Regions from separate parts of the Homo sapiens genome. Here regions 2 and 3 are each linked to region 1. The links are chromatin contacts, found by Hi-C or POLR2A ChIA-PET in ENCODE. All regions are on one chromosome and are shown on one strand. Each heading gives the region's core, a stretch centred on a gene start or an enhancer-like site at or near the end of the contact. The rest is flanking DNA. Distances are from core to core; before and after follow the strand shown. Region 1 holds the start of ZNF546 (zinc finger protein 546). Region 2 holds the start of GMFG (glia maturation factor gamma). Region 3 holds the start of SHKBP1 (SH3KBP1 binding protein 1).

Evidence for each region. A loop is a pair of places that touch in the nucleus more often than their neighbours do. ChIA-PET counts read pairs that join two places held with the same protein, here RNA polymerase II (POLR2A). Pooled maps may share reads with other maps.
Region 2: a loop to region 1 is called in a pooled map, with 5 times the contacts of the local background. The contact joins the promoter of GMFG here to the promoter of ZNF546 in region 1. A Hi-C loop is called at or near these places in 7 of 50 pooled maps. POLR2A ChIA-PET finds 5 or more read pairs at or near these places in 2 of 52 experiments (CD4-positive, alpha-beta T cell and HEK293).
Region 3: a loop to region 1 is called in a pooled map, with 4 times the contacts of the local background. The contact joins the promoter of SHKBP1 here to the promoter of ZNF546 in region 1. A Hi-C loop is called at or near these places in 1 of 37 single-sample maps with no recorded cell type and 6 of 50 pooled maps. POLR2A ChIA-PET finds 5 or more read pairs at or near these places in 1 of 52 experiments (A673).

What each region holds. Positions count from the first base shown.
Region 1 is chr19:39,995,247-39,998,309 of GRCh38, reverse strand. It overlaps ZNF546 (zinc finger protein 546), which reads right to left and starts at 1,250. Exons shown (of 7, transcript NM_178544.5): 1 at 1,153-1,250; 2 at 395-449; 3 at 1-62. RefSeq lists a silencer at 216-315 and enhancers at 1,134-1,428, 1,101-1,600, 1,436-1,615, 1,601-2,102.
Region 2 is chr19:39,334,642-39,337,704 of GRCh38, reverse strand. GMFG (glia maturation factor gamma) reads left to right here and starts at 1,662. Exons shown (of 7, transcript NM_004877.4): 1 at 1,662-1,731; 2 at 2,174-2,270; 3 at 2,395-2,444. The coding sequence starts at 1,729.
Region 3 is chr19:40,575,281-40,578,343 of GRCh38, reverse strand. It overlaps SHKBP1 (SH3KBP1 binding protein 1), which reads right to left and starts at 1,471. Exons shown (of 18, transcript NM_138392.4): 1 at 1,359-1,471; 2 at 1,060-1,113; 3 at 903-948; 4 at 714-787; 5 at 132-190. The coding sequence starts at 1,444. It overlaps SPTBN4 (spectrin beta, non-erythrocytic 4), which reads right to left. Exons shown (of 36, transcript NM_020971.3): 36 at 1,880-2,933. The coding sequence ends at 2,775. RefSeq lists silencers at 1,373-1,442, 1,463-1,642, 1,993-2,082.

The DNA.
Region 1 (3,063 bases), core at 1-2,500:
AAAGGAAGGCCTGGGATAGGTCACTGGACAATTCAGGAAAAGCAAAGCAATGTTTCCATTTCCTAAAAACAAAAACATTTTATGCATTTATTTAAAGATTTACTTAAAGATATAGACCAGAGAGTTGCAATTTATGTGACAAATAATTTAGTCTTTTTAGATTGAATCAAATGAACTTCTTCAAAGGGAAAAATGCAAATGAAAGCTACAGAAAGTACCTGGGGATGTGATTTTTGTGACTGTGAGCAATGAGGTGACAGGCTCTGTGGTAGATTGTGGCTGTGCTTGACATAGCAGTGTGGTACCACGCCGTATGACTGGGTGCAGGCAAGGCTGTGTGAGGATTAGAATGTGTGATTTCCATTTTATGAATAAAAAGGAAATATAAACTTACCTGGACCTGAACTTTTAGACCTGCTACAACAATTGTTCCCTCCTTTTCAGGATCCCTGTTTTGATGAATAGCAGAATGGGGGAAGAAAAATAATCATGAGACAGCAGGCCTTTCTTAAGAGCACAGACCGACCTAGAATATCCCCTCCAGCGCCACATCTGTGCTGACCTCACGCACATAACAGCTGTGTGAGAGTGAGGCTGGGATCTGTCTCTGAACTCACACCAGGTTTCTAGATCAAAGGTATGGGAATGCAGTGGTTCTGAAACATGCAGCTGCCCACACAGCGGCTCCAACTGCGCAGTCTTCCAACCTGTCGTCCCAGGAGTCTGTTTTAGGGACACTTCTAATTCAAAAGTCCAATCGCCAACCCAGGTCTGTACCTTCTTGCTGGGAACCTTCATCCCAGAGCTCGATATTTGACTTCCCTCTTGGGGACACTGCTGTGTGCAAACACCGAGGCCGTGAGGAGGGTAGAGGGTCAGTGACACACACCAGAGAGCCAGGCACCTGTCTCAGCCTCACACCCGCACCCACACCCGCCCAACCCGGTCCTGACAGGCGCCCCGTCGCGCGCACACACACACATACACCGTCTGCCACATTTTGTCACACAATTTCCCTTCTCCGCTCCCCAAGCACGCACAGGCCTGAGGCTCCCTGCGGGCACGACACGCCAGGTCTGGGCCCTGGAGCGCCTCACTTTGGGCGGCAGTTCTATCCCCAGTCCTACTCGTAAGAGTCCCGTTCCGCCTCACCTAGCTCGGACTTCTCGCCCGCAAGTGAATAATAACGGTTAAGGTGACTGAACCGTTAAGAACGCAATGTAAAGGGCCCTTGGGGTCCAGGCAACACTGCCCAAGGGGCTTCTGGGAAATGTAGTCCACAGCCGGAAACTGATCCTTTTGGGCGGAGGCGCAGGCGCGCGCGCATCCGGCGGGTTCGACTCACTTACCAGGAACCCACGCAGGAAGCTGAGGAGGAGAACAGACGCCTCTGGGCCACTGGCCGGGCCACTTGAGCGTGGGACCGCCGAGTGTGACCCTGAGGCCGAGTGCGTGCGGGACTGGGCGATAGCTCCGCCAGGCAGGATTTTGTTTGTTTCACCTCTTGAGGTAGTCCCGGCGTGTAGTACATAATAGGCGCTTAATATGTGTATTGTAAAGAATGAGTGCCTGGCCATTTGTATTTGCCTTGTGAGCGCGTGTGTGTGGCACTGTGAGGGTTGCGGGACCGACGGAACCTCTCTGGCTCTGGCGGGTTGTGTTTCCGCGTGTGTGTAATTTGAGTGTGAGTCAGTGTGTAGTGAGTGAAGGGATCTGACTGGAGAAAACCACAGTAAATACCCGGGGCTGTGATTTTTGTGACTTTGGTCAATGGGACGACAGGCTCTGTGGTAGACTGGCTGTGCTTGACGTAACAATGTGGTACTATGCCGTGTGGTTGCCGGCAAGGCTATGTGAAGATGAGAATGTGTGATTTGGAAAATCTGGATGTGGAACATCACGGGTGCCAGTGGAATTGTGACTCTGTGTGTGTATAAAAGTTTGCAACCATAGGCCTATATGTCTGTGGGATAAAGAGAATATGTTGCGTCTTCTTGGAGTATCAGCTTTATTTAAACATTTGCATCAGAGAGTTGCGATTTATGTGCCAAAGATTTTTGTCTTTTTATATTGAATTAAATGAATTTTTTACAAAGAGAAAAATGAAAATAATAGTAACTTTCAAAAAATATTAAGAATTTCCTTCCACTCTTATATTCTGGCAATGGATCTTTGGCAATGGGTCTTTGGCAGATCAATTTGAAAAGCTTGGACTGAGGAAATTATACTTGGAAAGCACATTAGGCAGTCAGCCCTTGGTTCCTAAATACCATGCTCCACTGAAAGGAGCAAGGCTCCATGGAGAAATGGCAGATTCCAGAGCTGGGGAAGGGAAAGTTCAGAATGAACTTGGAACATCTTGTGCTTGAAAGTAAGGCAGTGCTCAAAGAATGGTGGGGACGTGTTCAAAGGACATGGAAACCAGATTGAAGGGACTTCCACTGACCAAACTTGACATGGTTTGAGCATCAAAATAAATAATGCTAGTTATAGATTAAAACCCATTAAATAACAGAGGGAATCATAATTCCAAACTGATATAAATTAGTACGTGAAAAAAAATTGAAAGTTTGATGAGGGACTGGATGTTTACATTGTTGCAAAGAACCCCTGCCCCCCCCCAAATCCCTTAAAAATGTGTCAATATAAGGCTGGGCACGGTGGCTTATGCCTATAATCCCAGCACTTTGGGAGGCCGAGGTGGGCGGATCGTGAGGTCAGGAGTTTGAGACCAGCCTGACCAACGTGGTGAAACCCTGTCTCTACTAAAAAAATACAAAAATTAGCTGGGTGTGGTGGTGCGTGGTGGGTCCTGTAATCCCAGCCACTCAGGAGGCTGAGGCAGGAGAATTGCTTGAACCCAGGAGGCGAAGGTTGCAGTGAGCCTAGATCGCGCCACTGCACTCCAGCCTGGGTGACAGAGTGAGACTCCATCTTTAAAAAAAAAAAAAAAAAGTGTCCATATGAAAAAATGCTCAACATTACTAATCATCAGAGAAATGCAAATTAAAACCACACTGAGATACCACCTCACAGTGTTAGAATAGCTGTAATCAAAGAGAC
Region 2 (3,063 bases), core at 413-2,912, 660 kb after region 1:
AGACTGCAGTGAGCCATGATTACACCGCTGCACTCCAGCCTGGGTAACAGAATGAGACCCTGTCTCAAAATAAAAGAAAAAAAGAAAAGAAAAAAATTAAGATGGAAGAAGTAACACTGCATGGAGGCTAAGGAGAAAGATCCAGGAGGCATGGGGACGTTGGTGAGACAAGAGGGAGAGAGAGGACAGCTGCAGAGATGTAGGTGAAGGGGTAGAGTCCAGTGTAGGGTCCGGGGTTTGCCCACCATGGAGGGAAGTGGGCCAGTCACAGTTGGCCTAGGACCCTGTGGAAATTGTCTTTTGTTTGCTTTTATCTTCTCACTGAAATACATATGGTTTTTGTGTGAACTACATTCCTTTTATTTCTTCTTTATATGACAGTCAGGACATTATATTGATTTTTTTTTGAATTTATGTGTGTAAGTAGGTTATATTATCTAGGAATTTTATTTCGGGATGGGAAAAGGGGGCAGTGCAAAAATACTCAATAAAAAAAATAGCCGGGCATGGTGGCTCACAGTGGCTCACACCTGGAATCCCAGCACTTTCGGAGGCTGAGGCAGGTGGATCATTTGAGGTCAGGAGTTCGAGACCAACATGGCCAACATGGTGAAACCCCATCTCTACTAAAAATACAAAAATTAGCCGGGCGTAGTGGCACGTGCCTGTAGTCCCAGCTACTTGGGAGGCTGAGGCCGGAGAATGGCTTGAACCTGGGAGGCGGAGGTTGCAGTGAGCTGAGATCGCACCACTGCACTCCAGCCTGGGCGACAGAGTGAGACCCTGTCTCAAAAAAAAAAAATTGGGTACCGGTCTGACGGGATTGAACTCCCTTGTTGTAGGGCCTCATAGGTCATTGCAAGGCTAGTGAGGTTGGAAAAGTGCAGGAAAAAAGTCACCATTACCCAGGCACTGTGGGGTTGCCCCTCTGGTCCCCATTTTGCCATTGACATAATGGGCGTCAGTCTGACCAGCAAAAGACTAAACTCCCCTTTTCCAGCCCTGCAATTCAAATATCCCAGATGGGGGTAAATCTAGGAAGGCCACCTGGAGGAGGGGAGGAGCAAAATAGTTCGTTTTTAGTACCTATTGTGTCTGCCATGCTGGCAGCTATGTGAAGCTATTTATTTATTTATTTTTATTTATTTGTATTTTTATTGCCTGGGATAGAGTGCAATGATGTGATCTTGGCTCACTGCAACCTCTGCTGCTCGGATTCAAGCAATTCTTGTGCCTCAGACTCCCGAGTAGCTGGGATCACAGGCGTGCACCACCATGCCAGGCTAATATTTTGTATTTTTAGTAGAGATGGGGTTTTGCCATGTTGGTCAGGCTGGTCTCCAACTCCTGACCTCAGGTGATCCGCCCGCCTCGGCCTCCCAAAGTGCTGGCATTACAGGTGTGAGCCACCATGCCCGGCCGATGTGAAGCTATTTATATCCTCACCACAATCTCAAATCAGAGGGGTGAAGTTACTTAGCTAGGGTCACACAGCAAGGAAGCTTTGGAACCCTGGTCTGAGCGATTTCCTGACAGGTCCTGGCAGATGAGGGGAAGGAAGGAGGGGGAGGAGCCCTCTGTGACAGTTGTCCCAGAAAGGGCATAAACAGGATGTGGTGTTGGATGAAACCTTCCTCCTACTGCACAGCCCGCCCCCCTACAGCCCCGGTCCCCACGCCTAGAAGACAGCGGAACTAAGAAAAGAAGAGGCCTGTGGACAGAACAATCATGGTCAGGGGCCAGGGGTTCTATGGGAAGAGCTGGGGCTGGGGTTGGGGCTGGGGCTTGGAGGACACCTGGGCGAAGGTCAGGCTATGGGATGGAGGTCACGGGCCGGGAAGGGGGCCCAACTGTGGTGAACAGCCCGGCTGGAAGAACAGAGAGACAGTGGCTCTGGGTTTAGGCTCAGGAAGTGGATCTCTGCACCTCCTTGAGTGTCCCCCAAGAGTCCCCGTGGAGAAGGCGGGAACCCAGCCTCTGCTCCGCCCCCCAAGCTGAGTGCCCTGGTGAGGGGTATCTACTCTGTGGGAAGGGTGCCTTTTCTCAATGTTCACAAAGGCATCAGATGGGCCGGCGCGATGCTCCTCTTCATTAGTGGATGGAGAAACAGGTTTGGGGAAGGGGTGAGGGCTGAGGCCAGGCCATTTCAGCTCTTCCTGGGTCCCTCCGGCAGTCTGACTCCCTGGTGGTGTGCGAGGTAGACCCAGAGCTAACAGAAAAGCTGAGGAAATTCCGCTTCCGAAAAGAGACAGACAATGCAGCCATCATAAGTGAGTGACATCTTCCCCCACAGAAGGATGGGAGGGCGGTGGTGAGGGCAGATAGGGAGGGCTGGGCTTGTGTCCCCCATGGATCAGGGGGAGTGTCTAATCCCTGTGTGCCACCCCTCCCCAGTGAAGGTGGACAAAGACCGGCAGATGGTGGTGCTGGAGGAAGAATTTCAGGTGATGGGCTGGGGTGATTGGGACTGGGAGGTACAGGGTGAGACTGGGAGAACCAAGTGGTTGGAACTGATATGAAGAGCCTGGCATGGGGGTAGAAAGACCTGGAGATTGGCCGAGCACAGTGGCTCATGCCTGTAATCCCAGCACTTTGGGAGGCCGAGGCAGGTGGATCACCTGAGGTTGGGAGTTCAAGACCAGCCTGGCAAACATGGTGAAACCCCATCTGTACTAAAAATATAAAAAGTTAGCTAGGCATGGTGGTGGGCACCTGTAATCACAGCTACTTGGGAGGCCGAGGCAGGAGAATCGCTGGAACCCGGGAGATGGAGGCTGTAGTGAGCCGAGATTGTGCCACTACACTTCAGTCTGAACCACAGAGCAAGACTCTGTCTCAAAAACAAAAACAAAAAACAAAAAAACAAAAAACCCTGGAGATCAAGTTCTAGCTCACTCATGACCCCCAGCAAGAGACTTTGCCTGTTTGTGTCTCTATTTCCTCATCTGTGAAATGGGGAGAATAGTACTTATCTCATAGGCTTGTTTTTACATCCAGTGATTTAATTCTTGTAATGGGTTTAGAACAAGGCCTGGCACTTAGTATGTGCTCAATAAGGTGATG
Region 3 (3,063 bases), core at 222-2,721, 580 kb before region 1:
GGCCAGGGCCATAACCAGTCCTCCCACCTCTACCCCAGCCCTCTTTCAGGAGAGAAGGGGAAGAGGGGCAGGTAGCATCACAGAGTTGGTTTTCTATACAATGAGGATGATAGCTGGGGGCTCCCACTTACCCAGAGGAGTGAGCCCATAGAACTGGGCTTCATGGAGGAGGCTGGAACCGTGGACACCCCTGGGTAGTAGAATTGACTAGAGGTCAGGGTCTAGGTGTGGGGGTGAACAGAGAATGCTGAGAGGGTAATTTTCAAAACTGCACAGAGAATGTCAAGGGGTAGAAAGTTTTGATGGAATAAAGATGCTAAGGAGTGATGATATGGGTGGAGGAAATGTTGAGTGTGTGTGTGTGTGTGTGTGTGTGTGTGTGTGTGTGTGTGTGTAGGGAGAAATCGAAGGACATAAAATTTTAACATGATCAAGATTCTCATGAAGTTTTGCCTGTTTGCTTTTTTAGAGAAGGGGTCTCGCTATGTTGCCCAGGCTAGTCTCCAAATCCTGGGCTCAAGTGATCCTCCCACCTCGGCCTCCCAAAGTGTTGGGATTACAGGCGTGAGCAATCCCGGCGCGCCCGGCCTGTGATCAAGGTTCTGAATGAGAATTCTAATAGAATGGAGCTCACGTGGACATTCAGAGGAGGTGAAAGAACTCCTCAGGGACTGAAGACAGTGAGGGACTCCCTCCCCTTTTTCCATGCCAACCTGGGATCCAACTCTTTGGTGCGCAGGAAGTTGAGGATGGGGGCGAAGACTGTAGGGTCCCTGTCGATGAAGATCTGCGGGAAAGGGGGGCAGAGGATGGATGGGGTAAAAGGCAGGACTGAGTGGGGTCCTGCCCCTCTTCCTACCAACCCCTCCCCCCCATCCCATTTCAGTTCTTGTCCGACTCACTGCTCCGGTCTCATCTTTCAGCGTCGAGATGCGTCCGCTCAGAAGACTGCAGGGAAGGGACACCGAGCAGGCGTCACGGGCCGGGGGAGTGGATATTAGGTCTCCCACGCCCTCTCCATCCCTCCTACCCTCGCCCCAAACTCGCTCTCCCGATCACCTGGAGAAGAAGGAGTCTGGGATCCAGGTGAGAGTCTGGCGAGAGGTACTGAATCTGGGCGGGGAAGGTAAACGGACGCAAGAGATGAAGAGGAGCGGGTGAGGAATGCGTCCCCCTCCCGCAGGATCCAGGGTTCCCTCCCCTTCCCCCTCCCCCGGCGTTTTTCCAGAATCTCGCGCCTCCAAAGGGGGGGGGGGCGGAGCAACCCTTGATGGACAGGGATTCCCCCAGGAGAGGCGGATACTCCCACCCCGCTTCCCGCCCCCGAGGATGGGACCTCAGGAGTCTCCCACACTCACCTCTTGCCTCCCACATTCAGATGAATGACTTCCCCGGGAGGCCCCCGACTGGGGACCCCCTCGGCTGCAGTAGCCGCTGCTGCCATGGCCCCCGGGCGAGCCGGCTGGCCCGCACCCACTTCCGGGTGTGCACCCGGACCCCGCCTCCATAGGCTGCTCATTGGGCCAGAGACTCCAGGAGTCACTAGCGATTGGACAGAGCGCCTGCCCATCGCGGTTAACTTTTCCGCCTCCTTAAAGGGGTCCGCCTTTCCTGAACTTGACGGGGCGGACCCGGAGTCTCCTTTGGGGAAGTTTATTACGAAGCATAACGAAATATTCTCCATCCCTCTAGGTTCTCGTCAAGGGGCGTGTGTTTAGACCCCGAAATTAAGTCCACATAAAAGGGTACATCTGGATGTTCTCCGCAGCCACGGTACCCCCGTGCCCCTCTCCCCACCCCGCACCCACCCCTACAGCCACCACAGCCCTCCTTTCAATCCTCCCGGGCGCAGCCCAGAAAACCCAAACAAAGGACCATAGACCGTCAAAGCCAAAGGGTTTATTATAGGTACATACAGTGTGCGCCCGCCACACCGCCCCACACCCCCGGGCCCCAGCGGCTTCTCCAGGCGGCCATGGGGACTGCCCACAACCCAATCCCCCGACTCCCCAGGGAGGTGCTCCAGCCAGAAGCATGCAGGGGTGGGCTTCCCCTCGCCCCTCCCCTCATGAAGTGGCATTTACAACTGGAGGGGGGAGGAGAGAGGAAAACAGTTTTGAGCTTTGACGCCCCTCCCATTAAAAGCCTTCGCGGATGCGGGGCGGGGGAGGAGGAGATCGACGTTTTGCAAAAATAAACTAAGTCAGGAATTAACCGCATGGCTCTGAGGCGGCGGAGTGCAGGGGGCTAGGGCCCCTTCACTCCCCCCTCCCAGACAGAGATCAAGGCAGCATTGGAAGTGAGGTAAAGGCGGGGAGGGGGTGTCCCCTCCCTGCCCCCTAGCACCCTGGATGGTCCAGGGGACCTCACCAGCGCCCCCGTGCCCATCCCTAGGGCAGAGAGGGGGGCAGGAATTACTGCCCCCACCACCCCAGCTTCTTGGGGCAGGATCTGCAGATCGGGGCTGGGGGCTTGGCTCAACTGGCCCCCTGCCCACCCCCATCAAGCTCAGTTATTGCATAAAAATAAGGGACCCCCAGCACCTGGGGTGGGGGTGGTGAGTGGGAAGGGGCCGAGATATGGCTATAGGGGCAGCAATCTCCCCACCACTTCTTGGGGTGCAGGAGAAGTCCCCTCCTTTCCGGTGCCCACCATGTCACGCGTCCTCAGTGTTGGAACTAGGGGCTCCCGCCCCTGCGGAAGAAAAAGTGTCTTTGTGCCCACAGTGCGGAAAAGAGGGGAGACGAGATGTGTCAGGTCCTGGGGGTGGGAAGTCACTTCCTGCGCCCGCTGGCCCTGCGATCTCCGCCTTCCCTCTTAGGGTTGCCCTCATCTGTGGATGAAGTAGTGGGTAGTGTCTGGCCCCAGCGGGCGATCTCTGCGTGTTCCGCCACCGAGGAAGCTACAGCCTCCAGCCAGCCGTTCATCTCCTCCTGGGGGAAGAAACAGGGCACAGAGGCCGTATTTGGAAGAGAGAAGCTGGAATAATAGGTGAATTTCAGATCAGACTACCCTCTCTGAAATTCAGTTTTCTCATCTATTAAAAAGGGATGATGATGATGA